Linked DNA regions of Homo sapiens: all the other regions are linked to region 4. The links are chromatin loops, found by intact Hi-C in ENCODE. Cell type or tissue: endothelial cell of umbilical vein. All regions are shown on one strand.

What was found. Hi-C counts contacts between places; a loop is a spot of excess contacts. Peaks named below come from ENCODE experiments on the same cell type or tissue, not always from the same donor. Only the 100,000 strongest peaks of a DNase experiment are listed, where the experiment ranks them.
Region 1: it touches region 4 in a loop (13-fold over the local background); 20 of 110 quality-filtered maps call a loop at or near these places.
Region 2: a loop joins it to region 4, with 10 times the contacts of the local background. A loop is called at or near these places in 3 of 110 quality-filtered maps.
Region 3: it touches region 4 in a loop (12-fold over the local background); 35 of 110 quality-filtered maps call a loop at or near these places.
Region 5: a loop joins it to region 4, with 5 times the contacts of the local background. A loop is called at or near these places in 10 of 110 quality-filtered maps.

What each region holds. Positions count from the first base shown.
Region 1 is chr5:127,312,147-127,317,146 of GRCh38, forward strand. The region is part of intron 1 of MEGF10 (multiple EGF like domains 10); the gene reads left to right. Among named protein-coding and RNA genes, the nearest start is that of MEGF10, 24 kb to the left of the region's middle. In endothelial cell of umbilical vein, a CTCF peak has its summit at 1,921 (motif pointing left); a DNase peak (open chromatin) is centred at 1,865; H3K27me3 peaks cover 1,239 bases.
Region 2 is chr5:127,440,480-127,445,479 of GRCh38, forward strand. It overlaps MEGF10 (multiple EGF like domains 10), which reads left to right. Exons shown (of 25, transcript NM_001256545.2): 18 at 260-388; 19 at 2,519-2,647; 20 at 4,978-5,000. Among named protein-coding and RNA genes, the nearest start is that of PRRC1, 75 kb to the right of the region's middle. In endothelial cell of umbilical vein, no CTCF peak of the experiment used is centred here; no DNase peak of the experiment used is centred here; H3K27me3 peaks cover 229 bases.
Region 3 is chr5:126,799,508-126,804,507 of GRCh38, forward strand. All of the region lies in intron 1 of LMNB1 (lamin B1), which reads left to right. Among named protein-coding and RNA genes, the nearest start is that of LMNB1, 25 kb to the left of the region's middle. In endothelial cell of umbilical vein, no CTCF peak of the experiment used is centred here; a DNase peak (open chromatin) is centred at 2,614.
Region 4 is chr5:126,673,955-126,678,954 of GRCh38, forward strand. LOC105379162 (a long non-coding RNA gene) reads right to left here and starts at 1,022. Exons shown (of 3, transcript XR_001742530.1): 1 at 864-1,022. RefSeq lists an enhancer at 1,165-1,759. In endothelial cell of umbilical vein, a CTCF peak has its summit at 2,327 (motif pointing right); a DNase peak (open chromatin) is centred at 2,347.
Region 5 is chr5:127,490,935-127,495,934 of GRCh38, forward strand. No RefSeq gene overlaps it. Among named protein-coding and RNA genes, the nearest start is that of PRRC1, 24 kb to the right of the region's middle. In endothelial cell of umbilical vein, a CTCF peak has its summit at 2,196 (motif pointing left); a DNase peak (open chromatin) is centred at 2,137.

The sequences.
Region 1 (5,000 bases), 640 kb after region 4:
GGTCAGTTTTGAAGGAGGGAGAGAAGGCAAAGAGGGATGGAAGTCAGAGCAAGCAGCCCAGGTCCCACTTCTATCTTAACTGGCACCAGGAAAAAGTGCCTTCGGCTGGCACAGTGGCTTGTGGGCACCAGGCTTTGCTTGTTTGCCATATAAATCCTGGTCATAACAGAGACCAATGCCATTCAGGCAGTGAGCAGGAAGCTGCTTTTATGGGGAGCTTTTTGGCACCGTGTCCGACATACACTCCAGTCAATCACAGTAAAGGGCCTAATAACAGATGTGGTGATTAAGCCTGAAGAACTGTCTCTATTTTTTCATTTTTGTTTCAGAGAATAACAAAGTGCTTCATTAAACCCCCAATCGCACAGAGTTTTGAATTGGGCATACTGATGTGGTAAAAACTTACATCTCTGTAAGGACTTTCTTCTGAAGTTCTTATCAGCAAGGATGCCTCAGAGGGAAGGTTGGATCCTTTTAGCCAGGACAGTTATGTTCTTTCTGGGTTGTGCTTTGCACTCCAATACCAAACCATATGCAGAATCCTGGGGTACAACCAGTTTCCTATAAGTACCTTGGATATAAATAAACAGTTTTAGCTTTTGTGTGCTTTTGTAAATGTAAAATGTTCTCTGACTCTCTTAGGTTCAATTTTACTGCTTATAGCAAGAAATTAACTATAGCTTTCAATCTTAGAAAGGTTTCAGATAACCTGAAACCATGGTAAATTACCATATTTTAATAAGATAAATTATCTTGAAAAAAATTTAATTACATCTGAAAAGGTCTGTCTTTGATTGTGGCAGTTTCTAAGGCAAATGTCTTCATTAAGGTTGTTTTTCTTTCTTTTTAAATGATGAACATGAATCTGGCTCATCATTAAAGGAAATTAATCTAAGAATTTAATGACTTGGGACAGGTAGAAAAAGTATACGTTCTCAACAGCAAGAACACACAGCTGAAAACTTTCTCTTTAGCTCTTCCTGGATTGTGAAGGCTGGTTCTCTGTGACCCTGGGGCTCTTGGGAAAGGATGGCTGTCTTTCTGACACGGCTCTATGGGATCGTGTAGATTTGGAAGCCACATCTATATCCCAGAGATAATTTTTTTGTTTGTTTCTAATTCCATGTAGCCATAGATCCACTTTGTAAGATTATTGCTTTATTATCTTTCTCCAAATGCATACTTCTGAGTTTTCAGGGTACCTCCAAGAGAATTTGTAGTTGACTAGATTCTCTTAACCTGACCCATAAAGCATATGATTTATGGAGAAGAATCAAGATTTAATTATAATTTCAATTCTTGTGTTAATAAAGCATAAACTTAACCTACTCATCCGATTAGCCTAAAATGTAATTTGTGTGTATTTAACATTTGTACACACTTATATGCACGGACACATATAAAAACAGTACTAACCTTTATGGCACTTCATATTTGTTTTCTCGTCTGAAACAATATTTACAATTCACTTTTTACTACCTTTATCCATTTAGACAACCTTTTCCTCCATTGATGTTAAACATGTTTCTTGCTAAATGTAAAATCAGCAATGTACAGACTCAGATTTTGCCACATTAAAATTTGTTTTAAGAAACCACCCCTATATACACCTTGTATCTAAAAGTGAGAACTCCCAGATACATTGGGGAAGACTTGTGGTCAGGCAGACACCTCCCTCAGGATTATTCAATTGCTGAAAAAGTAAAGCTTTTCTTTAAATAAGATTCAGAATAACTTCCTTATAGTTTTTCCTAAGAAGGGCAAGACTTTCTGGGATGATACACCTCATGTTTTACTTTCGGTTCCATTGCTGGTGGGGAGATATTTCTGTAGGTTCGGGGAGATGCCTTGAAGATGAAGTGGAAAGTTGGCCAACCAAGGGCGGCCCTGAGCTGAAGCGCCACCTCCTGGCGGAATAGGTCACTTCAGGGATTGTTTCTCAGTTACCCAGGCTGCCTGCTGAGGCATCTGTTCTCCCCAGTTATGGATCCCACTCTGTTATTTCTCTCCCACCTCACCCCTCTGGATCGGTTGTCTGGGACTCACAGGATATGATCTCTTGACTCTCCTCAAGTGCTCAATATACTTTAATGTTTCATGACTTTATAGATCCTGGTATTGTTCTTACTTAGCAACCGTATATTGATCATCTATATATTCTTGCAGATGGGGAGAGAAGTAGAAGTCAGGGAGGAGTAGAATAGGAGACAAGACAAAACCATGGGCTCTGCTTTCAAGGACCCAACAGTCTAGTTGAAGAGGTGGGATTGGTTATGTCAAAAGATGACCAGCAGCCCAAGGCAATGGAGAAATATCAGATGAAGGATGTGGAGAGTTGGTTCCGTTAGAGATTTCTATGCAGTTTCTAGTGAAAAGACTAGAGAATTTTTACTTATGTCCTGAACACACTGTTAAGTAGATCTTGGATGAGAAAATAAATTATTGCAAAGAGAGAAGTAAGTTGACAGAAAGCTTATGTAATGGTTTGAATTTCAAACAATTAGGGAGGCTTACATGTTGGACTAAGGGAATTTTAGGAATGAATCATAGGCTCTTTCAAATTAGCGGGATATGAAAAATATATTCCAGGCAGGAACTATTTCTACCCTTCATAGATTCTTCAATTGAGATATTCTTCATGTATGGTTTACATTCATTAGATTTTATTTTCCTGTTTAAGTTAAATGATTAGGAAGTTTAAAATCTTGAACAAATGACAGTAATATAGTTTATGGAAACTGTATTTATAAGAAGGAAATGAATGTATTCATTGTGATGGGGTGCACTTAATTTTAAGTGCTTTTGGCTGCTGTTGTTTCCAATATTTGCAGTAAAATGAAGATACTGCTATTAAAGACTTTGAATCTTAAAAAAAAGGAGCTGAGGGAGAGAATTTATAATAAAGGCAACAGGGAAATGACATTTGATGAGGACAAGAACAGAAGAGATTAAGGAAAATGTCAGAGATTGCAAAGCTTGTGGCCCTGCTGAGTTCAGAACTCAGTGTTAGTTCAAAAACCTTTAGCTTCCTTAGTTCAAATTGCCCTTAAAGAGTTATCAGAACCTGCTTAAAATTAAAGGTTTTTTCCCCATAAAAACTGTAATTATCTTGATATTAATGTTCCAGTTTATTTATGTATTTATTTTTAACATTATACTTGGTGTGCATTTATGCCCACCTGTGCATAAAGGAAATTCTTGCCTTATTTAGGTAATATACAAACACTTATGTACATTTGGGGTCCATTAATATATTTTAAAATTTATAATCACAATGTGACCTTCATCAAAGACCATCACAGATCTTAATTCCTTCTCAAAATTAAAACTTAAAAATATATGAATCTTGCCGGGCGTGGTGGCCCATGGCTGTAATCCCAGAACTTTTGGAGGCTGATAGAGGTGAATTGCTTGAGCCCAGGAGTTCAAGACCAGCATGGGCAATATGATGAGACCCGTCTCTACAAAAATACAAAAATTAGCCAGGTGTGTTGGAATGCATGTGTAGTCCCAGCTACTCAGGAGGCTGAGGTGAGAGGATCCATTCAGTTTGGGAGGTTGAGGCAGCAGTGAGCTGTGATTGTGTCACTGCACTCCAGCCTGGGTGACAGAGTGAGACCCTGTCTTAAAAAAACAAACCAAAACAAAATAACCCTTTTTCTTTCTGTCTATATTTCAAGCATATATTTTGAATCACTTTGTAATAAAAATCTTTTTATTTTCTAAAGTGTGCTAATCTAACACTCTAAGAACATGTTGAAGCAGAGCAGTCTTTCAGTTGCTGTAGACCGTAGCAATCTGCTAATTACTGAAGGTTCATCCTAGGGTATATTCCCACACATTGTTCTTTCTGGTGAAGTTTGCTGAAATGGGTCCCTGTACCAGGCCCACAGGCAGGCCCCAGGAATTGTGCTTTTTATCAATGGAGATGCAACACTTCAGAAGACGCTTTAGTGCAACAAAAGTCTGCCATATAAGTTTGGTGCCATTGCACCTTTGCTCTGCCTCCTTATCTTGCTTTATTACTTCCTGCTGGCTTCTGCTGCTTGACTCCCAGCCCCTCCTGGATGCTCCCTTGCTGCTGTCAAATGTTTGCTCATAGTCACCTCACCTTGCCCTCAGCTGATATGAATACCATGCCTGCAAGAATCATCACCAATGCAGCCATGTTTGAGCAGGTCCAATTATTGACAATACAGGAAGGCTAATGAGTAGAAAGCCTTAAGCTTTAAATGAATTTACAGAATGATTAACTATTAATTAAGCCATTGAAAGTGCCCATACGTTCTTTTCAGAGACTACATATTTTTTATCTCTAATTAAAACAAATATCCCCCAAACAAAACTTTCAGTGTTTTTTCATATTTGTAATCACTGGTATTGCAATCATTTTGTTTCAACTCTAGGATTTTCCACTGCAGTTGTATATTAGCAATTAAATGATAATCTTGACCTTCCATTTCTGCCTTTTAAATATTAAGAATAATGATTTCAGGGTTCCAGAACAAGTGATTTGCATATTCTGAGCTTTATTTTTCCTGTGGGCCATACATTCATTCAAGAATACCAAGAACATGTAGAGATGAACAGTGTACCATTCTGACATTAAGGAGTCTGGTAGCTAGTGGAGAGATGAGCGGTGTGGTGTGTGTTACTACTCTGACGAAGAACACATCAGCTACTCTTGGGATGTTTCAGGGTGTTACAGGAGCAAAGAAGAAGAATGACAAGGTTAGCCAGGGAGCTCTTCTAAAAGAAAGTGACAGTTGATCCTTAAAGAATGAGTGAGAATTAAGTTGAGCAGATAGTTAAGGGCATTCCAAGAAGGAACAGCATGGGCGAAGACAGAGGAGTGAAAACCTCTAATGTTTGGGGAAAATCAAGTACCTGAGAATTGTTCAAGCGACATATACATGAGTTTGTTGAGTGATGAGGCTGGACTCAGATATCTTGAGTCTTAAATGCCAGTTTGAATTTTACCTAAAAGGCAAGCTCTCAAA
Region 2 (5,000 bases), 770 kb after region 4:
TCCAGGGGTACCAGTGATGGTTACACTGACAGGAATGGAACTCTTCTGCCTCCTGCTTATGAATTACAACCTCCTTGCAAGAGCCCTGTCTTGGGACTTCAAAGAAGCTCTTGTGGCAAGCTCAGATATGTACTATTCACTGTATTCTCTGATGGCTCAGTGTCATTCAAGTTTAAACACAAATATGTTGGAGGCACGAGCCTCCAAGTGTTTCTCTTCAGCAGCCTCTTGACTCCTACTGTCCTCCCTCCTCCCACAGGATGTCCTCTAGGGTTTTATGGAAAAGATTGTGCACTGATATGCCAATGTCAAAACGGAGCTGACTGCGACCACATTTCTGGGCAGTGTACTTGCCGCACTGGATTCATGGGACGGCACTGTGAGCAGAGTAAGTATGAGAGTGTGGCATCACTGGGTGGTATTTTTTTCCTCTAGAATCACATTTCCTAGATGCCAGGAAATATTAAGGCAGAATTCACCACTCCGAGGTTGTTTGAGCTGATGGCTGGTTACTTCTCAGCATGACTGACTTCCCCTCCCAGAGGTCAGGCCTCCCTGGGATCATCGCTGGTTACTCACTGCTCTGGGCGGAGGAGGTGTGACTACAAGAATGAAGACAGAATTCAAGTTTTCCATTCTGTTCTTTTGGGCTCTCCCTTCCTCTCCTTCTTATTTTTGGAATGTGGCTGCTCAGAGCCTTAAAAGATCCAGTCGAGCTTTCTTCATGGCAGAGGCAGAACCCGGGTCTCACATTGGAGGACAGTACATTCGGTGGGGAGGAGGGCTGGTGGCCCAGGGCCAATCCCTGTTGCTGGTGAGGGAACACATCCATGCAAACATTGCCACCCTTTCAACAACCTTCTCTAGATCGTACTTTTATACTGCTTCCATTAACAACTTCTCATCTTAGTCTTAACAACCTTCCAGACAACATACTGCCTTAAAATTTTGTTTAAGTCCCACTGGGGGAGAATATGCCGTTGGAATTACTCATCCTTATTTTTTTATTTCCACCCCACTAGCTATGCATCCCCTCACAGAGTTATAAAAACATTAGTCTTAATAAAATTGAATATTGCAAATTAGTTTATTATTCCTTTCCTCTATGACTTTCTTTCAGTATTCACGATAAATAAATAAGGGCTTAGGGCTGTATCAGACCCACTTTCTTATGATAAAACCTTTTGGGCGGGAAAAGGTGAAGAACAATTCCTGTTCACCAGAGGTTGTACTCTTGGGAAGGATCTGCCAAGATTATGGCCATAGGAGTGGTGTGGCCTGGAAAGATTGATCAGGATAGCAGGACTCTGACAATAAAGCACCCCTCCCCACCCCACTCCACTGGCACCTCACAGAGCCACTCTGAACCTGGTTGCCTCAATTTTATGTGCTAAACCCTAGGGTATTTTTGCATATCCTCTTTCTAGCAAATATAACAAAAGTGACGTCCAGGAATCAGCTCACAACAGAGACAGCCCAATTTTAGTTTTGCATCACTGTTTCATTGAGTCATGAAAACAGATCCTGACTGAGTGACACAGTTGCATACATAACTCTATTGTGCATATAAATATTGTGTGTTTGTGTATAAATGTCTAAATATGCATGGAAACCAGAATAGGCTCAAAATTTTACTTGAATGCCAGATGACTGGTTAAGGTCTTATTAAATAAGAAAACCTCTTAAGTGCTTCCATGATTACTCTCAACAGCAAATTAAAGTGTCCCTATTTTTGGAGACTTCTCCCAATGCTTATTTGTAAACAGAAACCCTGTGTTTGACAGAGAGTTCTAATAATAATAGCACATTGCCCCCTGCTGCTCACTTTATGAAAAATATCAATATTTTGTCACGAAGATTTTTAGATTTAACATGCTTACACTATCCTTTGAAATTCATGCCTAACTCTTATTAAGACCGCATAGTAAGAATCCTATTACTTTCGTCTTCAAGACTTCAACAAAATCCAGAGTTTGAATCACTCCATAGCAAATGAAGTTCTTACCTAGAAAATCAGCAAAACTTGTTGTTTGCATCTTCCCCTATTCCTGGCTAATTCAATTGAGAATGTGCGTTTATGAAGATCCCTGAGCCTACAGTAAAATATATATGTTCTCAAGAAAGCATCTTTAGTGCTCTTCAGTCTAGGCCCCTTCCAGCCTACAGTTTTGCCTGGTGGACTTGTATCAAATTGCCCTTAGTGATTATCTTCATCTGTTCCATGGGAATTCCACAGACTCTCCATATACACATCATAGAGGTAAGTATGTAGCAGCTGAAAGTGTCAGGAGCTCTAATGTTGAGCAGCCCTGTCTCTAGCCCTGTGCAGTCTGGACTGTGAGTGCCACCATGATTCCAGGAATGCTGTCCAGTTCTGGGACACTCTTGGGGGTACAAGTCAGCCTCAATAGGAATCCCCTGAAAGGACTCAGCTCTAGATGTGCAGGGCTTGCAGTCAGAGACAGCCTTGCTCCAAATTCCCAAGGTTGGAAAGCTACATTTGACTTTCCTTCTCTAGAGTGCCCTTCAGGAACATATGGCTATGGCTGTCGCCAGATATGTGATTGTCTGAACAACTCCACCTGCGACCACATCACTGGGACCTGTTACTGCAGCCCCGGATGGAAGGGAGCGAGATGTGATCAAGGTAAATATACTAGCTAATGTTTGTAGCACTGCAGTATTGTGTGAACACCATGTACCAGGCAATGTGAAGTATTTTCACTTATGTTATCCAGCAGAATCTTCACCACAACTCTAAATGGCATAATTGGTTACTTATTTAATTGCCAGATGAATGCCTTATTGTTGCTGTCCTGCAGATAAAGAAACAAAAGCTTAGAGAGGCTGAGTAATTTTCCCAAAGTCACATAGCTAATACTAGAATATGTCACAGCTTTTGTGCCAGATTTTTGTTATTCCAAAACTCATGAACTTTCTACTGGGTCTATGATTTTTTTTCAGCTTTATTGAGGTGTAATTGATACACAAAAAACACACCTATTTAATGTGTACAATTTAATAAAATCTCGACTATCTATATACCTATGAAACCATCACCATAATAAATGAAATATCCATCACCATGTGTTTCCTCATGCCCCTCCCTACTTCTACCACCCCTTAAGCCCCAGGTAATCACTCATCTCTTTTCTGTCAGTATAGATTAGTTTTCATTTTCTAGAATTTTATATAAATGAAATCATACTGTACTCTTTTGGGTCTGGCTTTGTTTACTCAGCATAATTATTTTGAAATGGAACCATGTTGTAGCACATATCAACAATTCAGTTCTTTTCATTGCTGAATACTATTCCATTGTATGGATATACTATAATTTGTTTACCTGTTCATGTGCTGATGGACAGGTGGATTGTTTCCAGTTTGGGGCTATTACAGATAAAGCTGCTATGAACAAGAGTGAATCCAGTTTTTGCATGGACATGTGCTTTCATTTCTCTTGGGTAAATACCTAGGAGTAGAATAATTGGGGTATATAGTAGACATATGTTTAACTTTTTGTAAAACTTGTGCCCCTGGTTTTCAATTGGGGTGTATGTCATAACGACCTGGGAATAGTTGTCAGGTACATGGTCCTATTTGGGAAATTCCGATTCCAGGGTTGGGGACTTTGAGAAAGTGCTTCTGATGGTTCTGAAGCATGCCCTCCAGAGAGCCACAGCTCTTACTGCATGTGGTACTCCCTGGTAGGCAATAAGCAGTTGGGCTATAAAAGGCTTTAGAAAATTGATACACTGTTGTAGATGGAGTAATCTTAAACTGCAGACCATGTAAATATTTACAACATTTAATTTCTTTGGTAAAATGACTTTTACATGCTTATGATTTACATTTGACTGTCATAACAATAGAATGTGATCTTTCATTATCACGTCATAATTACAAATACTCTGTAATCTCACTACATTATCCTTGGTGGTCTGTGTTTCAGGGCAGATTGTTTTGTAAAAAGGTCCTTCAGCATTTAGAATCATAAAATCATAGGAACATTTACTTGAGCTGGAAGCAGTGACATGGAGGCCTCTTTTCTCATTTATAGATGATAAAACTGCAGCCTGAAAGCTTAAGTGAAAGTTCAGAATATCTAGGTCAATTTTTTTAGATGCCAGATTTCTTGAATCTCAACCCATGCCTTTAGCGTTATCACTTGACGGACCATAAGGAAGAACTATGTAATGCCCAATTTTGAATTTAATGAGTAAGGTATTAGGGTAATGCTATCAGGTATTATCAGGACAAATCTTTCTGTCATGGAAAATAACTTTGCACAGAACAATATCTTCTGAGGTAAAAGACCCATTGAAATTAGCAAAAGGTAGATCCTGTTCTTAGACTAGATTTATAATGGTGTTATGCTTGCTTGGAAGGAAAATTACTCTTAGAAATGCTAAGGATAGACATAAAATTTGGTTAAGCAGTTGGGACATTTAGCATTTAACTCTGCATAAGCTCAGTATTGAATAATAAATAAAGCAAAATAAAAATTAGATAAATTGTTACCCCAAATTAATTGCCAGTCTAAGTATTTAATCGGAAATATATAAGAAGCTCTCAAATCCTACTGTTGAATCTCTTTGGGTTCAGAAAATCCTGTCTCTTTCTTTATATTTTTTTAGGGACAGGGTCTTGCTATGTTGGCCAGGCTGGTCTCTAACTGCTAGGCTAGATCAGTTCTCCCGCCTCAGTCTCCTGAGTAGCTGGAACTCCGGGCACGCATCACTGTGCCCAGCTTCTGTCTCTTTTTGAGGCTTACAGCAGCCTTTCTCTGGGCATGGATAGGCCGACAACATCTGACAATGAGGAATGTTTGCTTTTTCTTCCTGCTCTGTTTCCAAATTAATGTTTTATGAACTGAAAATATGCAGGCATTAGCACAGAAGGAGGTTTTTGTAAGTAGAGATCAAACGTTTATCCAGCACATTGTCATCCTTTCTCAAGTCTCTCTTCTTTTTCTAGCTGGTGTTATCATAGTTGGAAAT
Region 3 (5,000 bases), 130 kb after region 4:
TAAGTCTTTATGCTACCTAGACAGCTACACACCTAAGTGTGGTGACATGGCCTAGTGCCTGACCCTGAGCAGTAAAGGTACTGAGGGTCCAGAAGAAGGAAGGGAATACTAAAAACGCACTTAGTTGGGACCCTGTCTTATTTATTTATCTTTCTCTTCCTGGTAGTACATAGTAGATACTCAGTAATGTCTGCTGGATTAGGTAAATATGTCTCAAAACTAGGGACCTGGACTGAGCCTTTCCGCACCGTCTCGAAACTCTCCTGTGTACCTGTGCATAAGAGTGCATATAAATGCCACTGTACATTTGTGTGGGTTAGAAAAAGCAAAAGTGTGTTCATAACCTCTTATGAGAAGAGACTATAAATTACTTTGCACCAAGGGCGGTAGCTGACTCTTGAGTTCTCTTCAGTGCCTGGTACAATGCCTGCTGCCCACCTGCTTGTGAAGGCTGTGGTGGCTTGTACAGGCACTGCAGGGCAGATCTAGATTGACTATTTGGGTCTCAGAATAACCTGGGTCCTCTGTAACAGAGGCTGAGTACTTATCTTTTCATGAGTTGTTATATTAAAGTAAAATTGTAAGCACTGCTTTCCTGTGGCTTGCTTCTTTCATTTTTTAACAGAAATTTTATTGAGTATCCCCACCCTATACCAGACATTGCCAGGCACTGAGGATCTGAAGGTAATCTCATTTTACCCACATTCCAGTGTAGGAGACAGACATGGAATCTTAAATTTTAAAAAGATGTATATACCATGCACCATATGAGAATGATGCACCAAGTGCTGTGGAGCCCAGAAAGGTACATGATTTTTTTCTGCTAGGAGAGGTAAAGCAGGGAAGCATTACAGAGGAAGGATGACATTTGTTCCATCCTTGGTCTTAGTTTCCAATGGCAGTTGGTTAGGAATTAGATGGAGTTAGGAATGGGAATAGATGGCATGGAGTGGGGGAGAGTGAAGTCCGAGGCTCAGAAGGTCTTTAGGACTTAGACCTGAAGGGCTTTCTAGGGGGACTGCCATGCCAAGGAGCTTGCATATTTCTTGGTGGTCAGAAGTTTTCAAACTGTTTTGCAGAAAACTAGGACTGTTGGGATGGGGCTTGATGGGACACTGGACCCTACACTGTATCTTCTTTTTTTTTTTTTTTTTTTTTTTTTGAGACGGAGTTTCACTCTTGTTGCCCAGGCTGGAGTGCAATGGCACAATCTTGGCTCACCGCAACCTCTGCCTCCCGGGTTCAAGCGATTCTCCCGCCTCAGCCTCCTGAGTAGCTGGGATTACAAGCATGTGCCATCACGCCTGGCTAATTTTGTATTTTTAGTAGAGACTGGGTTTCTCCATGTTGGTCAGGCTGGTCTTGACCTCCCAACCTCAGGTGATCCGCTTGCCTCGGCCTCCCAAAGTGCTGGGATTACAAGTGTGAGCCATTGCAGCCAGACTATATATATATATATATATATATATATATAATTTTTTTTTTTTTTTTTTGGTGGTAGGGTCTCACTCTCTCACCAAGGCTGGAGTGCAGTGGCACGATCAGGGCTCACTGCAGCCTCGACCTCCTGGGATCAAGTGATTCTCCCGCCTCAGCCCCTCTAGTAGCTGGGACTACAGGCATGTGCCACCACGCCTGGCTAATTTTTTTTATTTTTAGTAGAGATGGGGTCTCACCGTGTTGCCCAGGCTAGTCTCCCTTCCAAAGTGCTGGGATTATAGACGTGAGCCACCGCACTTGGCCAAGAAGTAATTTATAACAGAACAATTTATATTTTCATAGAACAGTGTTTTATGTGACTAAGAACTTGACATAAAATGAACAGTAGAAGCATTAGTCATGATTGAAATTAAAGCTCCTATAAAATTTCCACTGGTATCATTGGGTGGCCCTCAGGGTACCACAAGTAAATACTCTCTTCATCCCCTGTCCTCCTTATCTTCTTTGGTTTTTATTTTTATGGAAGAAATCACCATATTCTAGTCATCTGGATGTACTGCCTTGGGTTAATTTTTGGCTTCTTGTGTTTTCTACACTCCACAAGATGTTGAACACAGTATCTTTCACTTGGTAGTATGACATCTTGAGTTTTGAGCTATTTGCATGTATTACTTATTAAATCTGTGAAGTCAAATAAACAAGAACAATACTGCATAAAATATGCCGATTTTACAGGTTGTTCCATACAATAACTTGTAAAGTTGACATGCTGTTTTATGCAGTATCATTCTTGCTGGACCATTTTGGTCCCTGGAAGGCACAGGTCATTCTCCTGCCATGAGGCAGGATCACATTGAGAAGTACCACATTATGACCTGAGCTTTAAAAATTACTGTTTGTAATTGTTAAGTAATTAATTTTGAGTCAGTAGCTTTTGTAAGTATTGTGTAATACTGCATTTAAAATATGGTTTTATTTTCAGTCATATGTCTTATGACATGTATCCTAGCCCTTCTGGTAGTTTTATAGTGGGGCAAAATAGAGACTCCTTCACAAGTGTCAGTTCATTCCTGTGGAGACCCAGCACTTGTGTGAACTAGGCATTTTGGTTGTAAATTATTACAGTATGGGATTTTTTTTAACAGTTAATTTTTTCCTCTTCTGGACTAGTCTTCAGTTAAAGCCTGCCATCGTGTGGTGTTTTAAAGCATGAGATTTAAGCATGTGGCATGACTGCTGAGCTTTTATGATGAGTAAAAAGTGAATACTATTAAATCTTTTCATATGTGATCAACATTTGGCCAGTTTATTTCTTCACTTTATTTTAATATTACAATATTATTTTGAAATTTTTATTAATTAAAGATTCCTCCTTTAGCCAGTCCTCAAACATCAGTAAGTAAAAGTACTCTTTTACTTTTTTAGTTTATTTTTAAGATCCTGTTTCTCCAAGAAAAATACAATAGCAGTTTTAAGAACAGGTATTAATAATTTTGATGTTATTATTATTTTTTGAGACGGAGTCTCACTCTGTCACCCAGGCTGGAGTGCAGTGGTATGATCTCGGCTCACTGCAACCTCTACCTCCCGGGTTCAGGCAATTCTCCTGCCTCAGCCTCCCAGGTAGCTGGGATTACAGGCACACCCCACCATGCCCTGCTAATTTTTGTATTTTTTATAGAGACAGGGCTTCATTTTGGCCAGGCTTGCCTCAAACTCCTGACCTCAGGTGATCCACTTGCCTCGGCCTCCCAAAATGCTGGGATTACAGGCATGGCCCACCATGCCCGGCAATAATTTTGGTATTATTAAGGCTTCTCTGTGTAACTACTGTTAATAATTATTTGGATGAGAGAAATACTGACCTTTAAAATATAATTATTGGGCAAAATATATCCAAATGAACTATAATTTTATAATGTAGAACTCCATTTAAAAAAAAGTGGTTATTTAGAGGCCGGGTGCAGCAGCTCATGCCTGTAATCCCAGCATCTTGGGAAGCTGAGGCTGGCAGATCACTTGAGGCCAGGTGTTCGAGACCAGCCTGGCCAAAATAGGCAAACCCTATCTCTACTACAAATACAAAAAATTATCTCGGCCTAGTACCGCATGCCTGTAATCCCAGCTACTTGGGAGGCTGAGGCATGAGAACCACTTGAAACCAGGAGGCAGAGGTTGCAATGAGCCGAGATCGCCCCACTGCGCTCCAGCCTAGGTGATGGTGAGATGCCATCTCAAAAAAAAAAAAAAGTGATATTTAGAGAAAAAGAAACTTCAGTTTGAACCTCAGCTTGTTTTTTGTTTTTGTTGTTTTTGAGACGGAGTTTCACTCTTGTTGCCCAGGCTGGAGTGCAATGGCACAATCTCGGCTCACTGCAACCTCTGCCTCCTGGGTTCAAGTGATTCTCCTTCCTCAGCCCCCTGAGTAGCTGGGATTACAGGCATGCGCCTCCATGCCTGGATAATTTTTTTGTATTTTTAGTAGAGACGGGGTTTCTCCATGTTGGTCAGGCAGGTCTTGAACTCCCAACATCAGGTGATCCGCCCACCTCAGCCTCCCAGAGTGCTGGGATTACAGGCATGAGCCACCACGCCCGGCCTGTTTGTTTGTTTTTTTGATACAAGGTCTCTCTCTGTCACCCAGGCTGGAGTGCAGTGGTGCGGTCTCGGCTCACTGCAACCTCCACCTCCTGAGTTCAAGTGATTCTCCTGCCTGAGCCTCTCGAGTAGGTGGGACTACAGGCATTGCGCCACCATGCCCAGCTTAAGTTTTTGTATTTTTTGGTAAAGACGAGGTTTTACCATGTTGGCAAGGCTGGTCTCGAACTCCTGACCTCAAGTGATCCGCCAGCCTTGGCCTTCCAAAGTGCTGGGATTACAGGCATGAGCCACCGTGCCCGGCCCTGAACCTCAGTTTTTTGGTAGTTGGTTTTATAAACTGAAATAATTTTTATGCAAAATATTAGGGAGGCCGTTATTTATTGTTACCTCTATGTAACAAAATGGGAGGTACTTGCAAGCTTGGGGTCAATTAGTTCTTACTAATATCAGGGGAGTTTCAGTATCATGCATTGGGTTATAACATTACTTTTTAAAATAACCTTTTCTTCTCATTTAGTGTAATTTGATTTTCTTTTTTTTTTTGAGACTGGGTCTTGGTCTACTGCCCAGCTGCAGTACAGTTGTGCAGTCATGGCTCACTGCAGCCTCAACCTCCTGGGCTCAAGCGATGTCCCCGCCTAAGCCTCCCAAGTAGCTGGGACTACAAATGTGTGCCACTGTGCCAGGCTCTTTTTTTTTTTTTTTTTTTTGTAGATTTGGGGTCTTGCTATGTTGCCTAGGTTGGTCTTGAATTCCTGGTCTCAAGTGATCCTCCCACATCAGCCTCTCAAAGTGATGTGATTACAGACGTAAGCCACTGCGCTCAGCATGATATCCTGACTTACAGTTCCTGTATGTTTTGGCTTATAATATGCATTATATTTAAAAAATGAATTTTCATTTCTTCAAAAATATCCTGTGTTAGTGTGCCTCTTTATAGAACAAGGGGGACATGCAGT
Region 4 (5,000 bases):
GAGGTTAATTAAGTCCTGTTGTGGGGTTTGAGGACCAGAATCCAATTTTTGGAGTTTTTTTCTAATGTCGGGAGGGGTCGGGTAATAAAATGCATATTGAGAATAAAACGGCCTTCTGTCCTCTCTGGGTCTTGGGCAGTAGAGCATCTAAGGGTTGTTGTCAAATGGGCCATGAACTGGGCTGGGTTTTTATAGTTGATGAAAAAGAAAAAAGAGCCTAAATGCTAACTGATTTGGGAGAGGTCGGTTAAAGAAAAAGGAGCATTAACCGTGACTATGCCTTTAGCTCCAGCCACCTTTCTAAGAGGAAACTGTTGGGCAGGTGGGGGAGGGCTAGTCCCAGAACGAAGCTGTAAACCAGACCAGGTGTGAGGAGGGGAGGTGATAGAATGATTATAGGGTGGGGGAGGGGAGGCTGAGGAAGAATTGGGACCTGGCTACACCTGGCGCGGAGCAGCCTGGGGAGGAGGGGAGAGGTCAGATGAGTCCGTAGGAAAGGAGGATTCAAAGGACTCAGAGCTTGGAGTGGAGACTGAAGGAACAGACAGGAGAGAAAGAGGAAAGATTTGGGAAGAGTCGCATTGGGAGCAGAGATTAGGAAGGGACCGATGTGTAAAAGAATGCCTGGACGTCAGGCACCTCAGACCATTTGCCCATTTTTCGACAAAAATTATCTAGATCTTGTATAAGGATCTTGTATAGGATAGACAAATCGAAAGTGCCATTCTCTGGCCACTTGGAACTACTGTCGAGTTTGTATTGGGGCCAAGCAGTATTGTAGAAGAAAATAAGACATTTAAGTTTAAGTTCTTGAGAGAAGAAGGGGGAATGGAGGGCAGAAGTTTAGTGAAAAGACCGCTTACCCGATTTGAAATTGGTGAGATGTTCCTTGGGCTGGCTGGTCTGAGGACCCAAGGTCGTAGGTGGATCTCCTCATGGAGTGAGGGCGAGGACAGGGGGCTGGTCTCCCAAAGGAGTCCTCCTGTCCCAGGTTTTCAGCACCAAATGTCACGCACATCCACATGAAGATACCGCCAAACAGGCTTTGTGTGAGCAATAAAGCTTTTTAATCACCTGGGTGCAGGCGGGCTGAGCCGGAAAAGAAAGTCAGCCCAGTTTTTTCTTTTTTCCTTTTTTTTTTTTGAGGTAGAGTCTCACTCTGTCACCCAGGCTGGAGTGCAGTGGTGCAGTCGCAGCTCACTGCAACCTCTGTCTCCCGGATTCAAGCAATCCTTGTGCCTCAGCCTCTGGAGTAGCTGGGATTCCATGTGTGCACCACCACGCCTGGCTAATTTTTGTATTTTTAGTAGAGACGGGGTTTCACCATGTTGGCCAGGCTGGTCTCAAACTCCTGGCCTCAGGTGATCCGCCTACCTCGGCCTCCCAAAGTGCTGGGATTACAGGGGTGAGCCACCTTGCCCAGCCACATTGTTCAGCTTTTAAATTGAATGTCATCTCCTAGGGGAGGTAGAGCAGATGCTGCTGGGTGCCCTGCCCATACCCCCTCACCAGGCTGTGCATTCACCCTCCAGCTGCTACAGGCCTTGGCTGCTAATGGCTCAGGCCATTGTCCTTTCACAGAGGATTGTTGTTGGCTGAGAGGAGCCTCCTCCCCTAGAAGTGGGTCCTGAAGATGATGGCTGAGAGGTTATGTCCTCCTCCTGGAGGAGCCAGGGCCAAAGACTCACTGATGAAGAGATATAGCAGCCTTCTGGTCTCGGGGTGGGACAACTTCTGTGGTACAATTAACAGCTGAGAGCTTGCCGTGGGGATGAGGTGGAGGCTAAATTTCCTTTATTATTATTATTATTGTTTTTTTTTTTTTTTTGAGGCAGAGTCTCACCACTCTGTTGCCCAGGTTGGAGTGCAGTGGTATGATATTAGCTCAGTGCAACCTCCGCCTGCCTCCCGGGTTCAAGCGATTCTCCTGCCTCAGCCTCCCAAATAGCTGAGATTACAGGCACACACTACCGTGCCCGGCTAATTTTTTTATTTGTAGTACAGACGGGGTTTCACCATGCTGTCCAGGCTGGTCTTGGACTCCTAATCTCAAGTGATCCACCCGCTTCGGCCTTCCAAAGTGCTGGAATTACAGACGTGAGCCACTGCGCCCGGCCAGGAGGCTAAACTTCTGAAGTCATTTTGCCTAACTTTTTCCCTGGTGTCTTCTACTTTTCTTACTCCCAGCTTCCTTCTTAAAATCACCGAAGGAAGAATTCCTGCCTCAGTTTCTGCCCACCGGGGAACATAATCTAAAGGTAGTGACAGAAGTTGGCCTAGGAAAGTGACTAGATCTAGATTTGGACATTGGATCACTCGTCCACTAGATGGCAGTGAGAACCCCATCATCGGTGGTGGGAATTACTGTGATGATGCAATTGCTAAAATGTTCACCTGTAGTTTACTGGGGACGAAGTGTAGTTAGAAGTTGTGTTAACTTGTGGAATGGCTCTGGCATTTGAGTGTATGGAGAAAGCAGGGGAAACCTGGGCATGCAGGGCCACTGTACTATTTTTTCAACTTCTTGTGTGTCTGTAATTCTTTCAAAATAAAAACTTTAAAAACTGAAGATAGGCTGGGCGAGATGGTTCACACCTGTAATCCCAGCCTTCTGTGAGGCCAAGGCAGGAGGATTGCTTGAGCCCAGGAGTTTGAGGCTAGTCTGGGCAACATGGTAAAACCTCATCTCTACAAAGAAATACAAAAATTAGCTGGGTATGGTGGTGCATGCCTATAGTCCCAGCTACTCAGGAGGCTGAGGTGGGAGGATCGCTTGAGCCAGGGAGGTCAAAGCTGCAGTGAGCCATGATTGTGCCCCTGCACTCCTGCCTGGGTGACAGGGTGAGACCCTGTCTCAAAACAAAACAAAACAAACCACTGAAGTAAATAAATAGCAATATCATGAAAACAATATTGTATCCTAGGTGGACTAGTAAACATTAGTACCATCCTCAAGGATTAAAAGATGCAGAAACAATGATTCTCACATATCCCTATTTAATTCAATAACTTGGTTTCTGCAAAAATCAAATGAATTGTGCCAGATGACATGGACTACCAGAAACTCAACAAATAGTATCCCCATTTAAAGCTCTTGGACTGGAAGTATTATTTTTACTAGAACAGATTAACATAGATTTTGATATGTGGTGTGTAGCTATTGGACTGGCAACTATATAAATATAAATTAATGCAATTGAATATATTCATGACTTTGTGTCAGGACTATGTTAACGCTCCTATTCTCCATCACAATGCAGTCCAAAGGGACCCAGATCATGTGGCCATTCCACAGAATTTCACATTCAGCAGTTATGTTGATATGATAAGTGAACATAAGAAGTACCCTGGGTTGCTGATAAGACACATGCACTTCAGAAGGTAGAAGATAAGCCCTTAAAGGAGTCTGCCACATGCATTGGTGAAGTTTACAGGGGTCCAGTGCTCTGAGGCATGCCGGCACATGTCCTCTATGGTAAAGAACAAGCTATTGTACCTTCCAACTCCTACCACTAAGAAAAAAGCACAGAGCATGGTAGGCCACTATGCATATTGGAGTTATGTATCACACTTGGAGAACACTGCTTTGATTCATTTATTAGATGATGATGAAGGTTACCAGTTTATTTATTTATTTTTATTTTTATTTTGAGACAAAGTCTCGCTCTTGTTGCCTAGGCTGGAGTGCAATGATGTAATCTCGACTCACTGCAACCTCCACCTCCTGGGTTCAAGCAATTCTCCTGCCTCAGCCTCCCGAGTAGCTGGGATTACAGGTGCCCACCACCACACCTACCTAATTTTTGTATTTTTAGTAGAGACGGGGTTTTACCATGTTGGCCAGTTCATCTCAAACTCCTAACCTCAGGTGATCTGGTTGCCTCAGCCTCCCAAAGTGCTGGGATTACAGGAGTAAGCCACCGCCTCCAGCCTTAAAGTTACCAGTTTAAGTGAAACCCAGGGCAGAAAAAGGCTCTATAGTAGATCCAGTTTGCACTGCAAGGAACATTACCACTTGGGCCATATGACCAAGGAGATTCTAAGGTACTAGATGTATCTGTGGTAGATAAAGATGCAGTGTAAAAGCTCAAATATGAGAATCTCAGGGCAGATGAGAAGGGTTCTGGGGCAAGGCCAAGCCACTGGCAACAAAACTATATACCATTCGAAACACAGCTTCTGGGCCAGGCGCGGTGGCTCATGCCTGTAATCCCAGCACTTTGAGAGGCCAAGGCAGGCAGATCACTTGAGGTCAGGAGTTTGAGACCAGACTCGCCAGTGTGGCAAAACCCCATCTCCACTAAAGATACAAAAATTAGTTGGGCGTAGTGGTGTACACCTGTAACCCTACCTACTCTGGAGGCTGAGGTGGGAGAATCACTTGAACCTGGGAGACGGATCTTGCAGTGAGCCAAGATTGTGCCACTGCACTCCAGCCTGTATGACACAGCGAGGCTCCATCTGAAACAAACAAACAAACAACAACAAAAAAGCAACAACAACAACAAAAACCAGCTCTGGCGTGGTGGCTCACACCTGTAATCCCAACAGTTTGGGAGGCCAAGGTGAGTGGATCACTTGAGCTCAGGAGTTCAAGACCAGCCTAGCCAACATAGTAAATCCCATCTATACTAAAAATTCAAAAAATTAGCCAGGTGTGGTGGCATGGGCCTATAGTCTCAGCTACTTGGGAGGCTGAGGCATGAGAACTGCTTGAGCCTCGGGAGGCAGAGGTTGCATTGAGCCAAGATCAGGCCACTGCACTCCTGCTCAGGCAACAGAGGGAGACCCTGTCTCAAAAACAAACAAACAAAAAACCCAGCTTCTCACACACTATTGGGACCTGGAAGAGACTGATTATGAGACATCCAATGATCATGAAATTAGAGTGAGCTGCCTATTATGATCTACCAAGTCATAAACTCGCAGATGTCAGTGCATTCCATCATAAGGTGGAAACAGTACATCTGAAACTGGGATCAGGTAGGTCCGGAAGGCAC
Region 5 (5,000 bases), 820 kb after region 4:
CAAACATTGGGAAAAGTATACACATTTAAAAAATCGAATTAACCATCTTGGGCTAATGTGTGTGTGTGTGTGTGTGTGTGTGTGTGTGTGTACATAGCATAGATATAGGAATAGATATGGATAAGAATGTGGCTATATTTGTTTGTATCCTTATACATGGTATATTGAACTATCAAGCTTGTTGCAAAGTGCAAGGAGAAACTAACTAATCTTTCAACTTCTAAAGACTTTGCTCCTGAATGAAATATTGACAAGTTTTATAGCTCTTCTAATCATTTTCATGTGATAAAATACAGCATAGTCAAATATAAACCCTACATTCTCATCCAATTTTAGATGATTCTCCTTCCCCAGCTCAGCTCACATGGGTTCAAAAACTTACAACGAGAAAGCAGGACGTGGTTGGCTTCTTTCCTCTTTCTTCGTACACCCCCTTCTCACTTGCTGGATGTGCTTTTGGTCAATGGGAAGAGAAGGAAGGATATAAAAGGGGCATTAAGGAGAAAACAATTTTTCAAGGCTCACAGGGTCACAATCTGGTATGAAGCTTTGCTTTGTATTCCACACGCAGTGCTCTTTCTTTTAAAGGCAGTTTTGTAAAAAACTGTGAAAGATCCCGCAGTATTGCTCATGCATACAGCTTACAAACCCTAAGCTTAGCTACTAGATTCTAGCAGCTCACCCTACTGTTGTGGCTACCTATTCTTCTAAGTAATACTTTTAGGTAGTATGTCCCTCCCAAGTAGCCATAAAATCTTGAGAGAAATGTACATTCACTTTTGCCCTAACAGACTATGAAAGTGCAGTCCATTTCTAAGCAGATCACTTTGGCTCTAACTTTTAGAATATATTTACTCATGAACCCCATACCAATTACTGTGTCCTCAAATTCTAGGGAGCATCTGTCTTGCTCTTTGATTGTTTCTGTCAATATATGTCCCTGGCTGGGATTAAAATGAGAGTAGCATTAGCGCCACATCTAGATGGAGACGAGAAACATCATGATTCTCCAATTTTCTCTTTAAAGAAATACTGTACTTCTTTTCTTCATCTTTATCATCCCATAACCAATTCTCTAGCCTGGTTTCATACAGCATTTGAAGCGAAGGATGATTTAAGTTTTGTAAACCCAGTCTCACATTATCTTAGAATGCCCAGCAAACATGCACATTGAGAAGCTGAGACTTTAGCTGAAACATCAAGATAACAAAAAAGTCACAGCTAAAATCTTCTCTTTCTCTTACACATGCGCACACACACACACACACACACCTACCTGCACCCAAAATTTGAGCCTTAAAAAAAAACCAAACATAATGTAGACCCATTCTTGTATCTCAATGTAACAAAATTAGAAATCAAAAAATAAAGATAAAATCCTCATACAATTGGAAAGTTTAAAACACAGTTTTAAATAAGTCATAAATCAAAGAAGATAATGGAAATTAAAAAATAATTAGAACAGAATTACCAAAAAATCCCTGTGGATCAAAATTTGTATACCTAAAATTTAATTTAAACTAAAATATAATTACATGGGGAAAATTGCCTATATAGAGTAAGGATTTAACCTTTACTAAATGCCAGTAAGATGTTGCTTATAGATTTTGTTGTATTAGATCATGTATATTCTTTGTGTCTTTTTAGAAAGCAATTCATTCCTTTTAAAAAATTTTAATTTATGAGAATCTCTAAAGTAATTTCTTATTCTTCACATGGTTATAATGAAAACGGACTGTTCTCTAAATACTGCGATACTTCAATGACATGTTTATATTATTTAAGTAATTCGTTAAAAGCAATTTATTCTCTTTTTATTCTCAGGTAGACACATTAGGGTAAATCTCCTGCATTTCAATTGATCTTTAAAAAAAATGAGGAAAATTCAGGGCCTTAAGAATAAAGTGCTAGCAATGACAATCAAGTGCTGAAAGCAGAGAAAGAAAAATATATGTATATATATATTATTTTAAAAGCTTTGAGCTCCCTCTAATGGCCTTTGGTAAAATTCCCAGAAGCAATAAGACAACTTTACTTAAGTAATAAATCTCCAATAAAGATGTTTTAAGAACATCTTCAAAATGTTCAGATTGCTGTTTTACTTTAAGTAGAGCATTCATTGTGGGGAAAAACTGAGCATATCCAAATGTTGCTGTGGGAATGTCCTTTCCTGTCTACCTGTTATCCTGTTACTGATGAGAGACACATTTTCTCTCCCCCTAGTGGATGTTTACAAAAATGACACAAAGATATTACCAAACTAAGAGATTAAATTATTGCAATCAGAGAATTTAGATAGCACTAGCTGAGGCTCTTGACATGATTCAGCCTAACCTGTCATTTTGTGCTAGAGGAAATACAACAAATTTATGACTGTGTCATGGTCCAGGGGCACAGGCTCACTAAAATACTGAAGCAAATTTTAGGACTATGAACAATTTCCTTCACTCTACGCCTTACTTCTCCTTAATAGGGTTCCTGTACAACAACAGGAATTACAGTGGAAAGAACTGCAAACCTCAGGAATGATTTAAGAAGTGTCCAGGGAAATCCAAAGACAACAGAGGAGACGAAAACAGGGACACCAGAGGAAACTTTAGCCTCTGACAGAGCTACTGCAAAGAGGAAACACAGTCGAACTCCCAGTCATATAAAACCTCACACTAAAGACATAAAACCTCACACTAAAGACATAAAACTAAAGACATAAAACCTCACACTAAAGACATAAAATATATAAACCATAAAACCTCACACTAAGGACATGTTTATCTGTTTTTTTTACCCAGTACTTCATATTTAGCTTTCATCAAAAAATTACAAGGCATGAAAAAAGGTGAAAACCACAGTGTGAAGAGACAGAGCAGGCCTCACAACTAGACTCATATATGGCAGAAATTTTAGAATTATCAGACTTGGAATCTGAAAGAATTCTGAGTGATATGCTAAGGGTTCTAATGGAAAAAGTGGACAACATGCAACTACTGATGGGTAGTGTAAATACAAATATGAAAACTCTACGAAAGACTCAAAAGTAAATGCTATTATACAAATTAAAAATCCTGCAATAGAAGGGAGGAATGCCTTCGATTACTTATCAGTAGACTGGACATGGCTGAGAAAAGAATCAGTGAAATTAAAAATATATCAGCACTAACCTGCACATTGTGCACATGTACCTTAAAACTTAAAGTATAATAATAATAAAATAAAAAAATAAAAAATAAAAATATATCAGTAAAAACATCTCAAACTGAAAAGCAAAGAGAAAAAAGAATGAATAAAAACAGAATAGTATACCCCAAAATTGTGGGACAATTGCCAAAGGTATAAATACATATAATGGGAATACCAGAAGGAGAAGAAAGAGAAAGAAACAGAAGCAACATTTGAAGCAATAATGACAGAGAATTTTCTCCAAATTAATGAGACACCAGATCACAGATTCAGGAAGCTCAGAGAACACAAAGCAGGATAAATATCCCCCCAAAATCTATACATAGGCAAATCACATTTAAACCACAGAAAAGCAAAGACAAAAATAATGGCTTAAAAGAAACCAGAGGGGAAAAGAAACCCACCTTACTTATAGAGGAGCAAAGATGATAATTACATCAGGCTTTTATGTAGAAACCATGTAGGGCCCAGCATGGTGGCTCACATCTGTAATCCCAGCATTTTGGGAGGCTGAGGTGGGAGGATCACTTGAGTTTAGGAGTTCGGGACCAGCCTGGCCAACATGGCGAAACCCCATCTCTACAGAAAATACCAAAATTAGCCAGATGTGGTGGCACACACCTGTAATCCCAGCTACTCAGGTGGCTAGGAAGCACAAGAATCACCTGAACTCAGGAAGCAGAGGTAGCAGTGAGCTGAGATCATGCCACTGTACTCCAGCCTGGGTGACAGAGGGAGACCCTGTTTCAGAAAGAAAGAAAAGAAAGAAAGAAAGAAAGAAAGAAAGAAAGAAAGAAAGAAAGAAAGAAAGAAAGAAAGAAAGAAAGAAGGAAGGAAGGAAGGAAGGAAGGAAGGAAGGAGAAAGAAAGGAAAGAAAGAAGAGAAAGAGGAAGGAAGGAAGGAAGGAAAGGGAAGGGAAGGGAAGCAAGGAAGGAAGGAAGGAAAGAAGAAAGAAAGAGAAAGAAAGAAAGAAAGAAAGAAGGAAGGAAAGAAAGAAAAGAAAAGAAACCACGAGTGAGAAGACAGTGGTGCATAATATTTAAAGTGTTGAAACAAGAAAAACCAACCTAGAATTCTGCACCCAGCAAAATTATCTTTCAAAAGTGAAGTAGAAATAATTTCTCAACAAATTAAAAAGTAGGGAATTTGTATCCAGTAGACCAGTTGAACATGAGATATTCTGAAAGTCTTTCAAAAAGAAGGAAAATCATATAGGTCAGTAACTCTGATTTACATAAAGAAAGGAAGAGCATTAGAGAAGAAATAAAGGAAAGCAAAATAAAATATTTTATTTTTCTTAGTTGATTTAACAGATAACAGTTTGTTCTAAAGAATAACAGCAATATTGTACTCAGTTTGGGGATAGGGAAAAGAATAATAGCAATGTTGTAAGGGATGGGAGGAAAACATTGGGAATTTGCATTACTTGTGAAGTGGTATAGTGTTATTTGAAAGTGTACATGGGTTAGTTGTAATTGCAAATCGTTAACTCTAGGACAACCACTAAAAAATAAAAAGTGAAAGCATAATTTATTTGCAAAGACAGGAGAGAAATGGAATTGTATAAAATGTTTATCTAAAATCACAGAAGACAGAAAAAGAGTGGAAGACAAAAACAGGAAACAAAAAATAAGGGCAACACATAGAAAACAGTAACAATTATGGTATATATTAATCCAATTATACCAATAACCATATGAAACATCATTGTCTAAATATATCACTTAGAAATAAACTGGATAGAAAGACGAAAACCATTTGGTCCCACTTGTATGAGGAATCTAAAACAGTCCAACTCATAGAAGCTAAGAGTAGAATGATGG